2 separate regions of the Homo sapiens genome follow, and region 2 is linked to region 1. The links are chromatin loops, found by intact Hi-C in ENCODE. Cell type or tissue: ascending aorta. All regions are shown on one strand. Links, peaks and the distances in the headings refer to the core of each region. The heading gives the core; the rest is flanking DNA.

Region 1 (10,077 bases), core at 1,373-9,372:
CAGACTAGTTTAGGTTTTCCTTTCCCTAAAAATAAAACAAACAAACAAAATATCTTCCAATCTACTGTTTTCTCTCACTTTCTTTTTTTACCACTGAACTACCCCCAAAGACTACTCTTCTTGAGTCTACATTCAGTGATCCCATTTTCCCACAAATCACTCATTCATTCATTCAACAAATGTCTACTTAGTGCCTATTATGTACCAGGTAATATTCCAGGTACTAGAGATACAGAAGTGAACAAGAGACAAAAATACCTGCCTCCATGGACCTTTTAATCACTTAATCAATAACTATCATGCAAATTCTACTGCCATAATTCATGTAAAGCTATTCCCTTGAAAATCATCATCAAATTCAATGGCCTTTTCTCAGCCTTGAACCTCCTATTCAGTTCCTACTGCCTCTGGCATTAAATTCCCCATATTTCTCTAACATAAACTTTTTTCTCCATGTCAACAGCACTGTTGTGGTGTTACAACTTTCTCTAACAACTCATTCTTCTTAGTTTAGTTGTTCTATCCTACTATTTCAGAAATGTGATGACTCACCAGGATTCTGTCTTCAATCTCTATTTATTTTTTTATTCCTTTACTTTATACAAGTTTTTTTTTTTTTTTTTTTGAGATGGAGTCTTGCTCTGTTGCCCAGGCTGGAGTGCAGTGGTGCGATCTTGGCTCACTACAACCTCCACCTCCCAGGTTGAAGCGAATCTCCTGCCTCAGCCTCCCTAGTAGCTAGGATTATAGACGTACACCTCCATGCCCAGATAATTTTTGTACTTTTAGTAGAGATGGTGTTTCACCATGTTAGTTAGGCTGGTCTTAAACTCCTGACCTCCAGTGACTAGCCTGCCTCGGCCTCCCAAAGTGCTGGGATTACACACATGAGCCACCACGCCCGGCCTATACATGTTCTCTATTAGTGAATTTGTTCAATTCTGAAACGTTACTGAGCAAATTCATCTCTAGGCGAATGATTGCTCCTAACTGAACTTTCCCTCATGGTCCAGAACCAAATTTCCAAATACCTGCCAAGTATTTCCATCCAGACATTCTATCAGCCCCTTAAAATCAACATGCCTAACACAGACCTGGAGGCATAAATTTAATAAAACATGCAAAACCTCTAAACTGTAAACTACAAAATACTACTGAGAAAAGCAAAGATCTAAAAAAAAAAAAAAAAGTAGAATACACCATGTTCATAGATATAAAGATTCACTATTTTAAAAATATCAATTCTCCCCAAAACAATCTAACGATTCAATGTGAGCCCAATCAAAATACCCAAAGGTGCTACAGGTATTGTCTTAATAGTTGGAAAAAAAAAAACAAAAACTGATTCATACAGATGGGAATGTAAAGGGCCAAATAAAGCCAAAAAAATCATGTAGAATAAAGCCAGAGGACTCATACAAGCAGCTATCAAAACTAATAAAGCTGGAATAATTAAGGTAGCATGGTATTGGCACAGGATAGAGAAAGAGACTAATAAAACAACTGAAACTGCAGAAACAGATACCTTCAACAAATGGTCACTTTTATGACAAAGGTGACAATGGTTTTGGGTCCACTGAATATCCATATGGGGAAAAAAATCTTCACCCCTGTCCCACACAATACCCAATTTCAGATGGATTGCGAATTAAATTCCAGATTGGATTTAGAAACAACAAACCTTCTAAAAAAAAAAAAAAAAGAAAGGAAAAATCTACAAACTGATCTTGGAATAGAAAAATAATTTTTAATCTTCATATTAAAAGCAATAAACATAAAGGTAAATAGTGATAAATTGGACCACGTTAAAATTAAGAACTCCTTAAATCAATAAAAAGATAAATTATTTTTAAAACATGAGAAAATTTGTGCAGGAACTTCACAAAGGAGGATATGCAAATAGCTAATAAAATACATGGAAAAGTACTCACCTTCTTGTCATTCCATTAGGGAAATGCAAATGAAAACCTCAGTGAGCACCCACAACACCACCCACCAGAATATTTAAAATGAAACACAGAGTAAGTATCCGGCAGGGATGTGGTAAAAGTGGAACTATCATATCCAGGTGGTGGTGACATAAATTAATAACCTTAAAATTGGAGGCCAGGTGCGGTGGCTCACGCCTGTAATCCCAGCACTTTGGGAGGCCGAGGCAGGCGGATCGCGAGGTCAGGAAATCGAGACCATCCTGGCTAACACGGTGAAACCCTGTCTCTACTAAAAATACAAAAATATTAGCCAGGCATGTTGGCGGGCGCCTGTAGTCCCAACTACTTGGGAGGCCGAGGCAGGAGAATGGTGTGAACCCAGGAGGCGGAGCTTGCAGTGAGCCGAAATCGCGCCACTACACTCCAGCCTGGGCGACAGAGTGAGATTCCATCTCAGAAAAAAAAAAAAAAAATTGAGTAGGGCACAGTGGCTCATACCTGTAACCCCAGCACTTTGGGAGACCAAGGTGAGCAGATCACCTGAGGTCAGGAATTCCTGACCAACATGTTTAAACCCAGTCTCTATTAAAATACAAAATTAGCCAGGTGTGGTGGTGCATGCCTGTAGTCCCAAGTACACTGAGGCACAAGAATCACTTCAACCCAGGAAGCGGAGGTTGCAGTGAGCCGAGATCATGCAACAGCACTCCAGCCTAGGCAACAGAGCAAGACTCTGTCTCAAAAAAGAAAAAAATATGTCTAAAAGAAGATATTGATTTCTCTTTTTAAGATTCCCTCGCCAAATTGAATAAGCTTCAGAATTATACTTTGGGATATGACAGTATAACTGGTACTAAACTAGCCATCCATCCAAAACAATCATAAGAGTGGACAAAATATATAAGGTAACTTACTCGGGTATTAATCAACAGGCAGACAACTGTGATTCCCGAGAGAAGTGAAACACAAGAGATGAGCCCATGATCACCCCAGCTCTGTACCTGGGGACATTTCCCCGTTACGGTACAGTGAGCTGAAGTCCAAGTAGAGCAACAGTAAGGTTGGGAAAGGTGTACTCCAACCAGAGGAAAGAGGCTCAAGTGCAGTAGTAAACTGAGGAGACAGAGATTAGAATTTAAGTGGTTGAAATCTGCAGGTAAGGCCCTAGAGAAGAGTGAATTGTGCAGACAGGAGGCCTCTGTGTGGAAGTTGCCCAAGGGTCCTTGGTTCAAGCGTAGGTTGCACATGTACAAGGTAAGGCAAATAAAAACTGCTTAAGGGTCAAGAATGGAACAGAAATAATTAGAAGTCAAACACTACTGAGGGGCCATGGAACTCCTAAGACTTCTGGCTAAGTCAGAGTGATGAGACCATACTATTCCAAAAGAATGGAGATCAATCCTGGGTACTTGTGAGAGGAAGGGGAAGGATGTCTCCAAGCTTTTGTGTATGTGAAATTGTCCAGGACGTTTTAAAAAAGGAAAAAAAAAAAAAAAAAAAAGACTGCCACAAATTCTGAAGGGAATTTCAAAACGAAAATTTCGAGAACACTTTGAATATCTAAAATATTCCTAATGTGCATATAGTATACCCTGAATTTTTTAAAACACATCAGAATAAAAATCAAACTGAACACTGTCCTATTTACTCAATAATACTAAAGTGTATATTAATTGAAAAATGATTTAAAACCTAAAGAAACAGGGAGAGAGAAGAGACAAGAAATAGATAAATCCACAGCAGAATAACAACACAGTAATTAGGACAGAACTAAGCTTCATATACTGTGTACCTCTTATGGTATTTATTACAGCCTATCTTGAATTCTGGTTATTATAATATCCTCAATTAAATTGTAAGCCCATGATATCAGGAACTAAGCCTGATAGTGTAGAGGCCTGATAATCACCTAATCAATGGAGGATAATGAGAAAAATTCAGTTGTGACTTTTACCATCCTATTGATAAGCAAAACTAGTTGGCTAAGCTGGTGTTTCTTTGCTCCTTCGCCTTTTTATGTGAGACCCATCTAGGACCACATGTTAGGGCAAAGGAGATAAATATTTCAAAAATAAAACAGGACTACTGTTCAGTTAAGGATGTATGAAGAACTGCACTCATTCTGTTGCTCTCTAGAACTGTTCTCCAATATAGAAGACAGAAGCTTCATTTGGCTGTTTAAATTTTAATTTTAATTAATTAAAATGGAATAAAATTAAAATTTGAGTTCTTCAATCAAACCAGACAAACTTCAAGTGTTCAAGAGCCCCATGTGGCTAGTGACCATCATAAGGGACAATGTAGATATAGGACAATTCCAAGTTCTATTGGGTAGGACTGGTCTAGAGATTAGAATTGAATTGAATTGAAATTTAACCTAGAATACTAGGTATACCTGTCTTCAAGATACCCATTTAGCATTGGAAACAGAGAGCCAGGCGATCAGCTGCAGGTCTTGGAGTAAGTGTCAAAGACAGAAAGATAAGGTGTAATTCTAGAAGCTAGAAAAGTACTGTGGGTTCCTAGAAAGAAAAAGAAAGCAGAATCATAGTATCTGGTATTAAAAAATGGTATCCAATAGGGACCAGAGACCAAGGAAAAAGATTAAGGATGAAATAAAAGACCGCATTTCAGAAGGCAGAGCTCCAAGTGTCTGGAGTACACAGAGATATGGGAGAAAGACTTTCCCCTCTTCAATCCAAACAGGTAAGACTCCAAACAGGTAGAAGAGAAAAGCCAGAACCTCTGAGGGTAGGAACACTGCTTTTCCCACAATGGATCATATAACATAGTATGGAAGAAATCTCTAATTGTAAATGCTTAAGAAAGCAAAAATGGCATGAGAACATATCCTGCAATAATTTCTAGGGAGACATTTTCTGGTTTTGAAAAAACACCTTTTTCCATTTCCTAAATTAGAGGAAAAATGAAGCAATCTGGAAAAACATATCTTAGGTAACAAAATATTTTTGAAAACAGGAAATTGAGAAACTAGAAGCAGCCTTTGACCCACACAAAACTTTTGACCAAAATCAACTCAGTTGTGGCATGCAACATATTGAGTACAGTTACAAGCAAAGCCCCATGTGAAGATTTCATGAAAGCAAGAACTCAAAACGGGACTCTCATCTGGGAGAAATATGGTAGACCTATACATACATGTAAGTACTAAATCTAACTAGAAATAGTAAATAATGATCATTGTTTAATATAGCATTCATTAAAGAAAAAGCTTTTTTAAGGGACATTTTTTAAATGTAATTATCTTAGTGAATGCTCTTTTAGAAAAATGCTTAATGTGACTATGAGTTCTAGGGAATTACCATAACAATTCTGTACAAATTACAATTATAAACACAATTTTGTACCAAATGAAAATTACAGTGAGTTTTATCTCTATTAGCTAGAAAATATACTGTTTCATTTTTTTGTTTGTTTTGTTTTGTTCTTAAGATAGGGTCTGGCTCTGTTACCCACGATGGAGGACAGTGGCACATTCACGGCTCACTGCAGCCTCAACTTCCTGGGCTCAAGCGATGCTCCCACCTCAACCTCATGAGTAGCTGGGATTACAGGCATGCACCACCCACACAGCTCATTTTCCATTTTTTGTAGAGACAAGGTCTTGCTATGTTGCCTAGGCTGGTCTTGAACTCATGGGCTCAAGTGATCCTCCCACTTCAGCCTCCCAAAATGTTGAGATTATAGGCATAAGCCACCACACCCAGCCTAGTCTTTCATTTTGAGGCTCAGATTTTGACAATAATTCTAAAAAATGACATGGTCAGTAAGTCTGTAACGAAAAGTTTAACCACAGGCTGTCCATCTCCTCCAGTTATAGCAGCAGGCTGGCTGGCTATGCAGAAATCATCTATATATTCAATTTTACATTTGAATTATATATGAATTTTTAATGGTATCTCTACTTTTTTGAGTTCTACATGTACTCTGTTCTCCATTATGCATTTCATTTTTCTATACAATTGAACAGTAAAATTATTTTTTCATTGTATAGCTAGTTTATGTAAAACTTTTTTCCCCCACCTCTTTCATGAACCAAAAAAGGAACATTTGTAAGAACATTTATCTCCTGCAGTATTTCTCTGGTCCTGTGTTCATACTGACATCTGGTGGCACTAGAAAAGAAACTCCATTATTGCTATGACAAAGGAATTTTTTTTTCCAGTGTTGTCCATTTATTCTATGTATCCTCAAGTTTATGTTTTTCCAGCACTTTACTTATACCCAAGGCAGCAGAACAATTATTAAAATCTTTAGTCTGAAATGTAGTATTTTATTGATATACAGAATTTTTTAAAAATTATACTAAAAAGTTATATTTCTGTTTTATAAATTTCTTCATGTCTGCCCAGTGGCTAACAATCTTAAAGATGCATACTGATGGGAAAAACCATGATCTTCTGGGCAAAACTCATTATGTTAGGGATATAACAAAAACGTTGTGGCGAATATCCCAATCCAATCATCCACGTTATCACTGACATTTCTCATGGTTTCTAACAGACAGGGAGAAGTCTAATGGCCAATTAGACATCAGAGACCATATCCAGAAAAATACATCCTTCAATCAAATGAAAGTATTAAAAGACAAAAAGCTAAAATTCCACTATCCTATTATATATTGTTTATTTTTCCGTATGTCTCCCCAGCAGCAGAGTCAAGAAACATTTGATTTAGATAACACATCCCTAAACTTACACCTTCTTCTAGGGCTATAACACTGTAATTCTACTACTTTCAGAAATTATTCAACTTTTTGAAGCATTCATACAGCAGTATTCTCCTTACTAGATCCACCTTGTAAGAATGACCCATACTAAGGCTTAGAGAAACAAAATATTCTGGGAGTTCCCTATCAAAGAAAAAGTGTATGGACAGACTATCCTTAATCCCAAAGAGTCCTATTTATGTAGGAGCAACATTTCCATTTTAGCCATACTAACCAATGATAATCACATATCATTAGTTGGCCAATGGCATTAGTAATCATGAAGAATGAAGAGACAATTGCATTAACCATGTAACAATCCAGTTTGATAGCCACAAAGGCATGGCATGCTGTACAGCAGGGCTACTCAACATTGTCACAAACTGGCTGTCAATGTGCAAATTGTTATCAGTCCTCAACAAGGTAAGAAGTTTTGAACAGAATATAAACAACTATGTCTCTAAGCACACTTTATTTTAGCTGACATTTTCCTTGAGACAGGACTTCCTTGATGAAGAAACCAATATATTGATTTATATAATGGTTCAAGCTTCTTATATAAATCGACTGACATTTTGAGTGGCACTGCTCTACGGTACCTAACTAGAACAGAGATTGTATTGTATGGACTGGGGTTGAGGGAGATTTTATCTAGGTCTATTCACTGCTACCATATACTAGAATTCAAATTATTACAAAAATACTGAAATCGAGAATTTCTGTTTTACTTTAAAAATGAATATGGACTTCCAATTTTAATATTGTAGCACAATATAGGCATTTCCCTTTACTTTTCTTAGAAATCATCCAAAAGCAATTAATCCAACATCAGCAAGAAAAATAAAATAAAAACACACTCTCCATTTTTAGTAAAACTATAATTCTAGTTTTAGATTTTTGAACTCCAGATCAAAATTTGTAAAAGGGGCTCCAAAAGAATGACGATCAATCCTGGGTACTTGTGGGAGAAAGAGGACAGATGTGTCAGCTGCACATCTAAGAAAAAGCTAGCAAAGAACACTTCTCAAAGGTCAGGGGCTCCCTCTGAGGAACAAAACTAAGTACCAGGAAAAAATGCACAGGCTAGCAGCAGGAACTTCTCTGGACCAGTTGAAATCCGAAAATCAGAGGGACTGGATCCAAAAAAAGAATCACACAAAGTGGTCTATCTCTGCTACCACAAATGGGAAACTGTATTGCAAAAATCCCACAGCTGCCAACCCCCAATGGCTAGTGAAAGATACTAGCTAAATGAATTCATGTCCAAAAATCCTGAGTCTAAAGGAAAACTCCATAATATGGAATGTGCCTCTACCTCCTTCCTATTATAAACCTCCTGAAAGCAGCTAATTGAGCAAAAACTCACATATTCCCAAGATGAATTATCACAAAGGTACCAGCACAAATCCATACAAAGATACAAGAATAAAGGAAGAAAAGTTATAGAAAAACAATAGACCAACAACAAAAGAAAGCAAAAACCTCTCATCTGAAAAATATTACCACAAACCAAAGGAAAATTGTAGCTAAATCTACAACTGTAAATTTTAAAAAAGAAGTTAAGGAAGCAATTGTCTCTGTGAAAACAGCACCAACACTGAAATACAAGTGCTCAGTAAAAAAATGGCTGACAGGAAATGATATAATTTAAACTGAATTCAGAAAATACCTGGGAAAAGCAAAAACAATCATAAAAAATCCAATTGAAATTGAAAGAAACACTAGACAGAATAGACATTTCTGAAGAGGAACATAGAGGCTTAAAAAAAAAACAGGAAAAGTAAAACAAAAACACAGAGAAAGAAAAATAGAGAAAAAACAATAGACATTGAAAACAGATAAGATACCAACATGTAAACACGCTGGCCCAAGAACACCACCATAATAACAGAACAGACAAATATTTAAAGATATAATTCCAGAAAGATTAACTAAAATTTAAAATATCCAAGTCTACATATTGAAAGGACACACACTGTGTCAGAGAAAACTGATAAGGAATGGACAAGCAAAAGTATTGTCACAAAAAGAGAAGAAAATTAGGCTAGCTTCAGACTTCAACTCTAGAACAGAATGGATCATCATTTTTAAAGTTCTCAAGGAAAGGGATGTAATTCAAGGATTTTGTACCTGATCAAACTGCTGTTCAAGTTTGAATCATTATTCAATTTAAGTGATTCAATTTTTTTACCTTTTTTTTTTTTTTTTTTGCAGAGATGGGGTGGTCTCACTCTGTTGCCCAGGCTGGTCTCGAACTCCTGGCCTCAAGTGATCCTCTCACCTCAGCTTCCCAAAGTGCTGGGAATACACGCGTGAGCAACAGCGCCCAGCCAAATTATTCAATTTTGAACATGTAAAAACTCAGGGAATAGTACTGCCATAGGTCCTGTTAAAGGACTGTGTTAAAGGAATTATTTAGCTAACCAAACAAGGCTGGAAAAAACATGCCAAAATAACTGGTGATAAACTTCTAAGCTATTTAACCGTGGAACTAAGAATAAAGTTAAATGATGCATTTAAGATGCCAGAACAAAATGCAAAATGTTATTCCCACTAACAATGCAAATATAACTGACAAAAGTTGGAAAAGCGGGGGGAGAAAGAGAGTTATGTAAGAACAATATAAGGATACTGATTTCCTCATCTTTAAAAGCTGGAGGTTTAAATCTATTAATCAAATGTGACTAATAAAATAACACATTATATAAATACATTTAATTATATGAAGGTAAAACCAGAAAGATAATAAGTATCCTAGTTTCATAATTGCTTACATTAAAGAATTAAAAGCCAGGTGCAGTGCCTCACTCCTGTAATCCCAGTTCTTCGGGAGGCCGAGGCAGGCGGATCACTTCAGGTCAGGATTTTGAGACCAGCCTGGCCAACATGGTGAAACCTCATCGCCACTAAATGTACAAAAATTAGCCTGGCATGGTGGCAGGCACCTGTAAGCTCAGCTACTCGGGAGGCTAAGGCACAAGAATCCCTTGAACCCTGGAGGTGGAAGTTGCAGTAGGCAGAGATCGCACCACTGCACTCCAGCCTGGGTGACAGAGTGAGACTCTGTCTCAAAAAAAAAAAAAAAAGTAATTAAAAGACATTGTGTTAAAACATAGAAAGGTGGCTGGGCGCAGTGGCTCACGCCTGTAATCCCAGCACTTTGGGAAGCCGAGGCAGGTGGACTGCGAGGTCAGGAGATCTAGACCATCCTGGCTAACACGGTGAAACCTCATCTCTACTAAAAATACAAAAAAAAAAAAAATTAGCCAGGCGTGGTCACAGGCGCCTGTAATCCCAGCTACTTGAGAGGCTGAGGCAGGAGAATGGCATGAACCCGGGACGCAGAGCTTGCAGTGAGCCGAGATAGTGCCACTGCACTCCAGCCTGGGCAGACAGAGCGAGACTCTGTCTCAAAAA
Region 2 (10,077 bases), core at 437-8,436, 240 kb before region 1:
CCCTGCTCCATACACAACGCATCACGTATCTGTAAAGCTTACTTCCTAAGTGGTTTTTGAATTATTTCCTCCCCACCTCCACTGCTACCACCCTAGTCCAAGGCACCACCCACAGTCCCACAGCAGCCAGGTCTACATACCCACTCTGGCTGCCTCCGATATACTCTCCATGATGTGACCAGCATAATCTTTTCAAAGCACAAATCTGGAGATATAACCTCTTATTTAAAACTCTCCACTGGTTTTCCCACTCTTGGAACAAAAGCAAATTCAACACATCTATAAGGCTCTGTAGAGTCTAAAATCTTTTAATTCCCCAATCCCTATTGCTCCACTCCCCATTGCTCCATGGGCTCCAGTCACACCAGCTCCTTTCAGTTCCTTAAATGAACCAGACCCTCATTTGCTGCAGGTGCTATTCACTGTCCCCTGCCCTCAGCCTACTTAGTTAACTCCTGTTCATTCTTCTGCTGTTGGCCTAAAGCCCACCTTCTCAGGGAGGCTTTTCCTGCCCCTCAAGACTATGATCACATAACACCATGTACTTTCCCTAATGGCCCTTATCAAAGTTGTAATTTTACGTTTATTAGTATGATTGTTGAATAATGTCAGTCTCCCACTCCAGACTGTAGGGCAGACTGTAACTATTGTGTCATGTATTATATCTTTAGCACCTGGCACTGCCAAAAGCACAATAAATACTTGTAGAGTAAGTGAGAATAAACAAGGAGTAGCTGAGAGTACATTAATGCAAACTCTGTAATAAATAACATGCAGTCGGCTAACGAATAATATGGACACTAAAGAGGTGTACATACTATCCACTCAAGGAAACCACCAGTCATACAAACGTGCGACTCCTGTGTGTTTCTGGCCTAATTGCCGATTTCTCCTCAGTGGTGTGTTGGTGGAATGCATAGACTGGCAGCTTTGGGAGGATACTTCTCCCCAGAACTTTTTCTCTTATTATCTGATCCCAGGTCATCCACTAATCCAGTTTCTGTCCCTGAGCAGACTGCTCATCCACTAATCCAGGCTCCTCACCTTTTTGTACCAGTTCCTTATGCTTATCAAGGAGAGAAAAGACACCCTTCAGCATGGTAGGCAGGGCTCTTCACAATCTAGCAACCCCTGTTCAGCATCTCCCCTCTCCAGCCACTCCCACACCTAAGACATGGTGTTCCAGCCCACTCATCTCTAAGTCCTCCAAACGTGCCACACTTGCTCTCCTCCCAGCCTTTGCCCAGGCTGTTACTCTGCCCAGGACATTCTTCCCAATCCCCACTCTCCACCCTTCATACCTCTGCTTGGCTGTCACCTCCTTTTAACAAACTTTGCTGTTATCCAACAAGGCTTGATTGGGTGTTTCTCCCTGGTGGGTCCTCCCTGATCTTCCCTGATCATAGCATGCTTCACACTGAAGTGTCATGGCCTGTGTACTTTTAGGTCTTCCTCACTAGTCCTTGAAAGTAGGGGCTATGTCTTTTTCAGAGTTATATCCTTGAAGTGTAGCATGATGCTAGAAGCCAGTGGGTAACAAATACTTACAAACGAATAGAGAGAAACCTCGTCTTCTACTTATGCAGCAACTCAGTGTTCAGCCTGTACTATCATTCAGCAAATCTAGCTATTAATAGTTCTTGTTCTATTTACTTCCACACAGATTCAGAACCATTGCAGAGATACTGAGATGCATTTCTTCCCTAACACTCATTCTGCAAAAATGCCTACTAGAAAATAACACCTTCTGTGCATTACTGAGTACAGGGCACTGTGTAGGTTTCTCTAGGTTCCGACGGGAAGAAAATAACTTTTCCAGAATGAGTACAGTTTAAAACAATTCCCTCCCCACTAGTCCAAAGGCTTGCGCTTTATTACAGAGATTTCCAAGCATGTTACAACACCACTATCCAGGATATTCATTGGTATTATGCACAAAAAAGTGGTCCAAACTAAAATATGTTTGGGAAACATTGGGCTAAACAAACTCTGGTATTTTTACTGGAGGACTTCTCAGAGTCATTAACAAGTTAATCCACATCATGAATTTCTAAGGAGTATATGGTTCGCAGAGTTTCCCAAACATATTAAACCACAGAGCTCCACTCAACCATCGTTTTGTGGATCATATTTAGGGACTAGTCTTCCATGGAACTCACATGGGGAAATGCTGGTTTATGAATTCTTTTTCCATCTCATAATAAATATTCCCTCATCTACAGTTAGAAACTGATTGCTGCCTTACATGGTGCTATACTGTTCATCAATGTTGCATTCATTCATACATGGATCATATAAAGTGACTACCCATAGTCCCCTGGTTTGTGCAAGAATTCACACAGCTGACTAGATTCTGTTTGGACACAGCTCTGCCTTTGAGAGATCTTTTCCACAAGGCAGAATAAACAAATGCCCATGATGTAATCCACTAGACACAGTGTGCCAAAGAAATAGGCTATGTCCTGCTGCCAAAATAAACTCCAAAAGTATGGAATACATGTTTCCCATCTACCCCTTCCAGGATACAAAGGTAAACTTTTCTTTTCTGTTTTCATTCTGAACATTGAAATGGCCCAGCTGGTTCTAAAGCTTTCCTGGGACCTCCCTGACACGCACCCCTAACACACATACCTCACACACAATTTAATTGAAGTAAATCTTCTAGAAAACTCCAAGTCTCTCGCAACCATCCACTTAAAATATATAATTTCTAAAGGACAGCCAGACTATTACCCTCTAAAAAACCATTTTCACAAATCCGGTATGACTAAAATAAGGGGCAGACATGGAATCCACAGAACATGGGCTTCACAAGGGACCCCAACATGTGATCTAACAGTGACAGCAGAAGAGGAGACTGCCCCCATAAACAGGCCAAAACCCTCTGCTACCCAGACCAACTTCCCCATGACTATGCTGGTGTTCACAGTGATAAGGCCACTATACAGGACTTGCAGGACCCTGTATTCTACTGGATTTACAATAACAGTGCTATGTTTCCTGCTACACATCAGTAAGGCTTCAAAACTGAGAGCTGGGAAAAGTGAAATCCATTCTGGGTGTTAAACCCACTGAATTACCTGCTACTTACTATTCCTAACAGCATGTGAGCTGATCTAGTTGTTCAGTTGTGACCCTAGAAAATGTGTTCAATTGTATGAGCCTCAAAGCTATGTGTAGCCAAGTTTGGCCTGTTTGGCTTCGGGGAAAAGAGAGGGAGGCAGGAAGAAATCCGGCCAACATTTATTGAGTGCTTACTTTTGTCTTGATCAATGTGGGATGAGGAAGCGGTGAAAGGTGGGAAATGTAAGGACATGCGGTTCTTCCCTTGAGTCACCCGCTCTCTTAGGATGGGGATTGGCCTCTACACAAACAACGCTGACAGCAGAGGAGAGCAAAGACAGGAGGGAAGGGCAGGCAAGGCCCTGCAAAGCCAGAAAGAAAGGCAGAGACAGGACAGCAGAGGACTGTGATAACAAATGAGCCACTCAATATCAGTAAAGAAATGACCTTATCCTTGATGCTGCTCATTCAAGGCAAATTTTATATTCAGCCACTTTGTTCTAGGCAGACGCTTGCTTGCACATTCTAAGTAACAACAAACCTCCAATGCCTCTTTTGACCCTTAACTTTTAAAATTGCTGCTGTCGACACTGAGGGGCTATCAGTGAGCCATAGTATTCGTATGTCTTGTCTACAACCAGAACCAAATGGTTTCAAAAAAAATGGAGAGATTTCTCACCCCATCCCTGCCAACTGCTGGGTAACCAAACCCCTCCAACTTACTTTCATGTTATCCTCAAGAATAATGATAGATGAGGCTAAGAGAGACGTTGAAGGTAAACAAGACTCCTGTAGTCCTTTTGGTTCATTCCTTCAACAATATTCATATTAGCAGACAGAAAGATGAACAAGACATCCTCAAGGAGCTCCCAGTCTAACAGGGGAAGAGGACACACAAACAGATCATCAAAATAAGAGAGTAACAATGGCCAGCATCGAGTGCTGCCATGTGCTGGCCTACATATATAACTTGTTTTATCACCAGACTTTCATCATTCACATTTTATAAATGAGAAAACTTTGGCATAGATGGGAAACTGCTGGAATTCAAACCAAGGAAGTCTCCAGAGGCACGCTTCTACATGGCCCCCTTGCGCTCCAATCCCACACTCCCCACTTCTGCATGCACCTTCTGCCACCTCCTCCCAGCAAATCTCCCGGAACTGCATATACCTTTTTCCTTTTCTTTGCCCCTGATTGCCATAAACCCACCTAGATGGCTATAAGAGGGAACAGTGAGGTTGTGTTATGTGACTGGGTTTGGTGCTATGGGTACAACACAGCTGCTTGTCTTCTTCACTTTTTTAAAAACTCAGACCTTGGACCGTGGCCAGTGCAAACCATGCCTGACTCAGTAGAGCCAGAAATACAAGAACAAATAGAGTGAAAACCTTTAGATGTAGCTGTAAGCCATTTATCAAGAGTGAGAGGAGGAACATGTCAGTTAATAATATCAAGACCTTGAATTCACTTACGTTTTGCCCCAAAGTATTGTCGTATGCCATACACAAATATACTCACTCTGGTCTTCAAAAATAGGAGAAGGGAGCCTTGGCTTTCACTTCTGAATGAATGGATTCTAAGGCTATTTTAACGTTTACCTGGGTAAACTGACAGTCTAATTAAAACTACTATTTACTTTGGTGTACGACTTTCTACCTTCCCAAAATTCCTAACACACACTTCATTTCACACCCACAAAAATCTCATGAAGCAGATCTTACCACATTTCATAGCTAAGGAAGCTGAAGTTTCGAGATTTTTCAAGACAAAAACAAAAATTACTTAAATATGCTTTTTCTACAAAACATGATTCTATAAAACATAATTTTTCTACAAAACAGTTACCTTGATTTGCAAAACAAACTATTAGAGTTTACAGGCCAACACTGAGAGAAACCATTTTTTTGGAACTGTTTAAAAAAATGAAACAACCACACATCTTCTCAACCTAAGTAGCTTTTAAGACTGCTTAATAGCAATCACTCCAGTGGGCTTCCTAACCTCACATTTTAGCCCCGTTCACAGTGGGCTTCCTGGTGTTGAAAAGAAACACTGCATCTTAATTTCTGCATAATTGTGACCTGACATTTGACTGGTTGTACTATTTCTACTTGCAGCTGTAGACGTTTGGGTTTAAAGTGAAACAAACCACTTGATATACTGAAGAGTTTAAATTCTCCAACTGCTAAAGCTAAGAGCTTATCCACCTAGACCTGTGGCCTACCAATTCTCACAGTTGAAAACACTTGAGGAAAAACCCTCTCTTGAGGGGGAAAAAAAAAAAAAACTTCATGATTCAACTGTAAAGCTGGGTGGTCACTAAATGCACTGAGGGCTTCCATGACAGTTTCACACCTAAATAATGTAGGGTAAAGGAGGAGAGGAAAGACCTATTTAACTCGTAGCTCTTCCTCCCAGCAGAGCCACATCACATGGCAAAAGCTGCATGGACTTTGAAATCTAACATAACTCCCCTGCTTAACAACTTTTCGGCCTCCTCAACTATTAAATATTACAAGAAAAACAATACCCACCAAAGAAGTTGTTGGGGGTAACCATCTCCTAGAGCCGCCCTAACAAGGTACCACAAACTGGGTGACTTAAACAACAGATTTATTGTCTCCCAGTTCTGGAGGCTGAAAGTCTGAGATCCAGGTGTGGACAGGTTGGTTATTCCTGTGGGCTGTTCGAGGAGGCTGTGTTCCAGGTCTTTCTCTTTGGTTTGTAAATGTCCATCTTCATGTTCACATGGTGTTCTTTTTTCTGTGTGTGTGATGGAGTCTCGCTCTGTCGCCCAGGCTGGAGTGCAGTGGTGCAATCTCAGCTCACTGCAACCTACGCCTCCCACGTTCAAGTGATTCTCCTGCCTCAGCCACCAAAGTAGCTGGGACTACAGATGCGTGCCACCATGTCCAGCTAATTTTTATATTTTTGGTAGAGATGGGGTTTCACCATGTTGGCCAGGCTGGTCTTAAACTCCTGACCTCGTGATCCACCCACCTCGGCCTCTCAAAGTGCTGGGATTACAGACGTGAGCCACTGCACCCAGCCCACATGGTGTTGTTTCTGTAAGCTCATGGGTATCTAAATCTCCCCATTTTATAAGGACACCAGTCACATTGGATTAGAGTCCACCCAATGACCTCTTTTTAACTTGACTTACCTCTTAACCTCATGAAGACTATCTCCAAATAAAGTCATATTCCAAGGTACTGGGGTAAGGATGTCAACATATGAATTGGGACTGGGAAAATGGGAAACTGAGAGAAACATACTTCAACCCATGAAATCGGGAGTTTTTTTTTTATTATTATTATACTTTAAGTTTTAGGGTACATGTGCACAACGTGCAGGTTTGTTACATATGTATACATGTGCCATGTTGGTGTGCTGCACCCATTAACTTCTCATTTACATTAGGTATATCTCCTAAAGCTATCCCTCCCCCCTCCCCCGACACCACAACAGGCCCCGGTGTGTGATGTTCCCCTTCCTGTGTCCATGTGTCCTCATTGTTCAATTCCCACCTATAAGTGAGAACATGGGGTGTTTGGTTTTTTGTCCTTGCGATAGTTTGCTGAGAATGATGATTTCCAGCTTCATCCATGTCCCTACAAAGGACATGAACTCATAGAAATTGGGGGATTTTTAAAGCCCCTGACAAAATAGACATTCAAAAATTGGCACCCTTCTTTCCAGCCTGGCGTTGCCATTGCCTGCCATATGACTTTGGGTAAGGTATGTACCTCTCTCAAGCATAAGCTCCATATCTATAAAATGAGGAGGCTGGCATTATGGATTCTAAAGGCCTCTTAACTAATGCTCTCTGCTTCTTCACCCTGTTGATGCCTTTTCTTTTCCAACACCTATGTTTTGCATTTTAGAATTATCAGAACAGCCTTCTGCCAGAACAGGCTGGGTTTTTCTTCTGTCTTCCTTCCATCTTTCTATTTTTTTCTACAAGTATCTCTACCAAATAGCTCTGAAAGAATTTTTAATGATATCATAGCATAGCTATACTTTATGCACATTAAGGGAAAAGATGGACCTCATTAGCTGAGTTGATTCCCTACCTCCCCCACTTCAATTCTTGGGGTAAAAAAAAGCAGTCTTAAGGGTTTTTAGACATGCTTACGAAATCCAAAATATCCAATCCAATCCTGGGAAGCAGGCTAAAATACACTTGACCTTCCCTGGAAGTGGGGTAAGGAAGCATGTAATGTTCCACGGAAAGTAAACCACTAGAAGAAAAACACAATTTTAAGATATCAAGGAGACTTAGGGCTCCTTTGTCATCCTCATTTATTCAAAAGAGGATTTTAGAGTCCAAAGGAATGAAGTTTTTTGCCTGATTGATCAATGAATCCACACAGTCAGAAGTGATACCTAGTAATACAGTGATCTCACTTTAATTTAAAAGGGGAGAGTGTACCCTGTCTCGTGGTTGCTTTTACTGTAACAGAAACAGCATCAGACATGATCTCTAGAACTGTAATTGTGCCAATGTGATTGTGGGATTATAGGTGACATTGGGCACACTGCTACATTTTTTTACATCTCATTTTCCATATAGCCAAAGAGGTTATAATAATACTGACCTCCTCTTGGGACTATTAGAGGAATCAAAAGTATAATAAAATGTGTCAAAGAACTTTCAAAGCATAAAGCCTTTTACAAATATAAAATGCTTTCTTATTAGCTATGCACATATCTACCTTTTGCCAGTTAAATGAGGTCAGGCTGGCTCCCCACAGGCTTGCGCCCCACTTTAAATGGAAATTAAAACATACCCTGCCCATGGGTTCACACTCCAATCACCTACACCGGCTTCTTTTGAACATCATTAAGCAGACAACTTGAAATGTATCATTCTTTCTTTTGAAACCTGCTCATCACCTGACCATCCAGAATAGCACCTCAGGAACAAAAGGTTTAAAACATGAACAAAATCTTCCAAAACCCAAGGTAATTTTAACAGAAGCCAGGGAATACTTGATATATATACCCTCTCCTCTCTCTTGAAACTTAAATGACAAGTGCCCAACTACGCATGCTGAAAAGAAGACTTTGCTTTGAAATATTCCCCAGGGACTAATGTCTTCATACAAAACAAGGCCAGAACATGCCATGATTTGAAAACATTTACAGTTGGCTTTGAGGAGAGCCGGTCTTGTTGTTGAGACAGCACTGGTGTAATAGAAAAAGCAGGGGCCTGGGAGCTAATTATCTTAGTGCTAGGCCTTGGCTTTGCCATTTTCTCAGACCACTTACTTATTTTGAGCCCCCTGAAGTCATGTAATGTAGCTCTGCCGCAATATCATTGCAAGGATTAAGCTGCATACACTCAAACTCAGCAAAGGATTAAATTGCATACACCTAAACTCAGTGGACTTCAGACGTTCACTGATTTAGATTTAGAGTGGACCTGAGCAGTCTCGAGTTTTTAAAAGAACCCCAGACAATTCTTATGCAGCCAGAAAAAAAACAAACAAACAAACAAAAAAAAAACATTGCCAAGGAAGCTGGCTACGCCTCATCAGCCTCAGATGGTGAGGAATGGGAGGGAGGCAGGGAACAGAGACCAAGTCCCAGCAGCCTACCAGCGTCCCAGCTCACTGTCTCCTCAGGCTCTCTCAAGCCCCTCAATTCTAGAGAGGGCCACCTTTACAGGTACAGCTTTCTCTTCACTCTGGATAACCACTCAGAACCGTGCATATCCTGGCTCTTGTCCACTTAGAATAGACCAGCAGATGTTAAAGCTCAAGCTGCATCAAACACTTCCTTTAGCACAATAGTATTCTCCCTGCCAAGCTTTCTTATCCTCCCTCACAACCCCCAGGTTCCCAAGATATACATGAAAAAGAACCCCCATCTCCAGGCCTGACTTTGGACTATTTACCTGCATGCAAACACTTTCCCAACTCTAAGTCTTCCCACCCAGTTCTCTCTACCAGCAAGCCCTTACCATCCGTCAAAACCCTACCTGTCCTTGAAGGTCCAGATTAAATGAAGCCTTCTAAGCTTTTTCCCCCCAGTGGAAAAAGTGTTACCTCCTTTTTTCCACTTGACCTTAAGATCGAGGACTACCTTTTTTAATCTTTGTGCCTTTGGGGCAACTAGCACAGTGATATGCACATGAGAGTTGCTTAATAAAGATTTGCTCAGTTTGCAAATTATGAGACATATTAAAACAAGAAAAGTCTCATTGCAATGGGAGGCAGCTATAGAGGAAGAGAGAAAAAAGCTAAATAAGAAAAAAAGAAGGTGCCACCCCCATTCTCCCAGTTATAGTCAGCAATTACCTCAATTATCTCTAGATTATGCACAATGAGGATTCACTCATTTCAAAAATTAAAATTTCATCTCCAAATCATGTTGACCAAATTAAGACATATGAGGCATAAAAATAGCCTGTTTACAAAGTTCGTTTTTTTGTTTTGTGTACAAAGCTCATTGTCCTACTCCATGCAACCTGATATTAAGCAGGACTTTAACCATCAGATGATGTTTATGAGTGAACATATCTAAGTCAATACTGTAAGTGTGCACAATTTTAATCCATATGTTTACCTAATTCTCATGCTCACACGGATGGTTAAATACTAAGTACATCAGGACCCCAGGAAACAGCCCATGGTTGTGCTGGACCCCTACTAACTTCAATAGGGATGGCACCAGTTTCAAAAGGACAAATAGGAGACCAAGAGCCAGCAAACAAGGCATGGGGTTTATTGAGGGAAACTTACATATGGGAATGGCCCAGAGGTGGTAGGCTGGACAGGAGAACTGCCATTCTGCAGAAAACATGCAGATTATATAGCATTTTTACTTAACACCCTCCCCTAACAACCTCCACCTGGCAATTTTCATTTACCCAAAAACAAAAGGCCTCAATCCCCTGTACAGCCCACATTCCACAGGACTGTCCAAAGGCTTAGGCGTTCCTCATCAGTAAAGAATGACCCTCTGGGTTAGCCACTCCTGGATTCCTCAGCTCAAAACTCTAAACAC

The links. Peaks named below come from ENCODE experiments on the same cell type or tissue, not always from the same donor. Only the 100,000 strongest peaks of a DNase experiment are listed, where the experiment ranks them.
Region 2: a loop joins it to region 1, with 3 times the contacts of the local background. A loop is called at or near these places in 2 of 110 quality-filtered maps.

Annotation. Positions count from the first base shown.
Region 1 is chr2:53,734,313-53,744,389 of GRCh38, forward strand. All of the region lies in intron 3 of ASB3 (ankyrin repeat and SOCS box containing 3), which reads right to left. The region is part of intron 3 of GPR75-ASB3 (GPR75-ASB3 readthrough); the gene reads right to left. Among named protein-coding and RNA genes, the nearest start is that of CHAC2, 28 kb to the right of the region's middle. In ascending aorta, for the core only: a CTCF peak has its summit at 6,063 (motif pointing left); no DNase peak of the experiment used is centred there; H3K27ac peaks cover 1,795 bases.
Region 2 is chr2:53,495,997-53,506,073 of GRCh38, forward strand. No RefSeq gene overlaps it. Among named protein-coding and RNA genes, the nearest start is that of CHAC2, 270 kb to the right of the region's middle. In ascending aorta, for the core only: no CTCF peak of the experiment used is centred there; a DNase peak (open chromatin) is centred at 4,383; H3K27ac peaks cover 3,915 bases.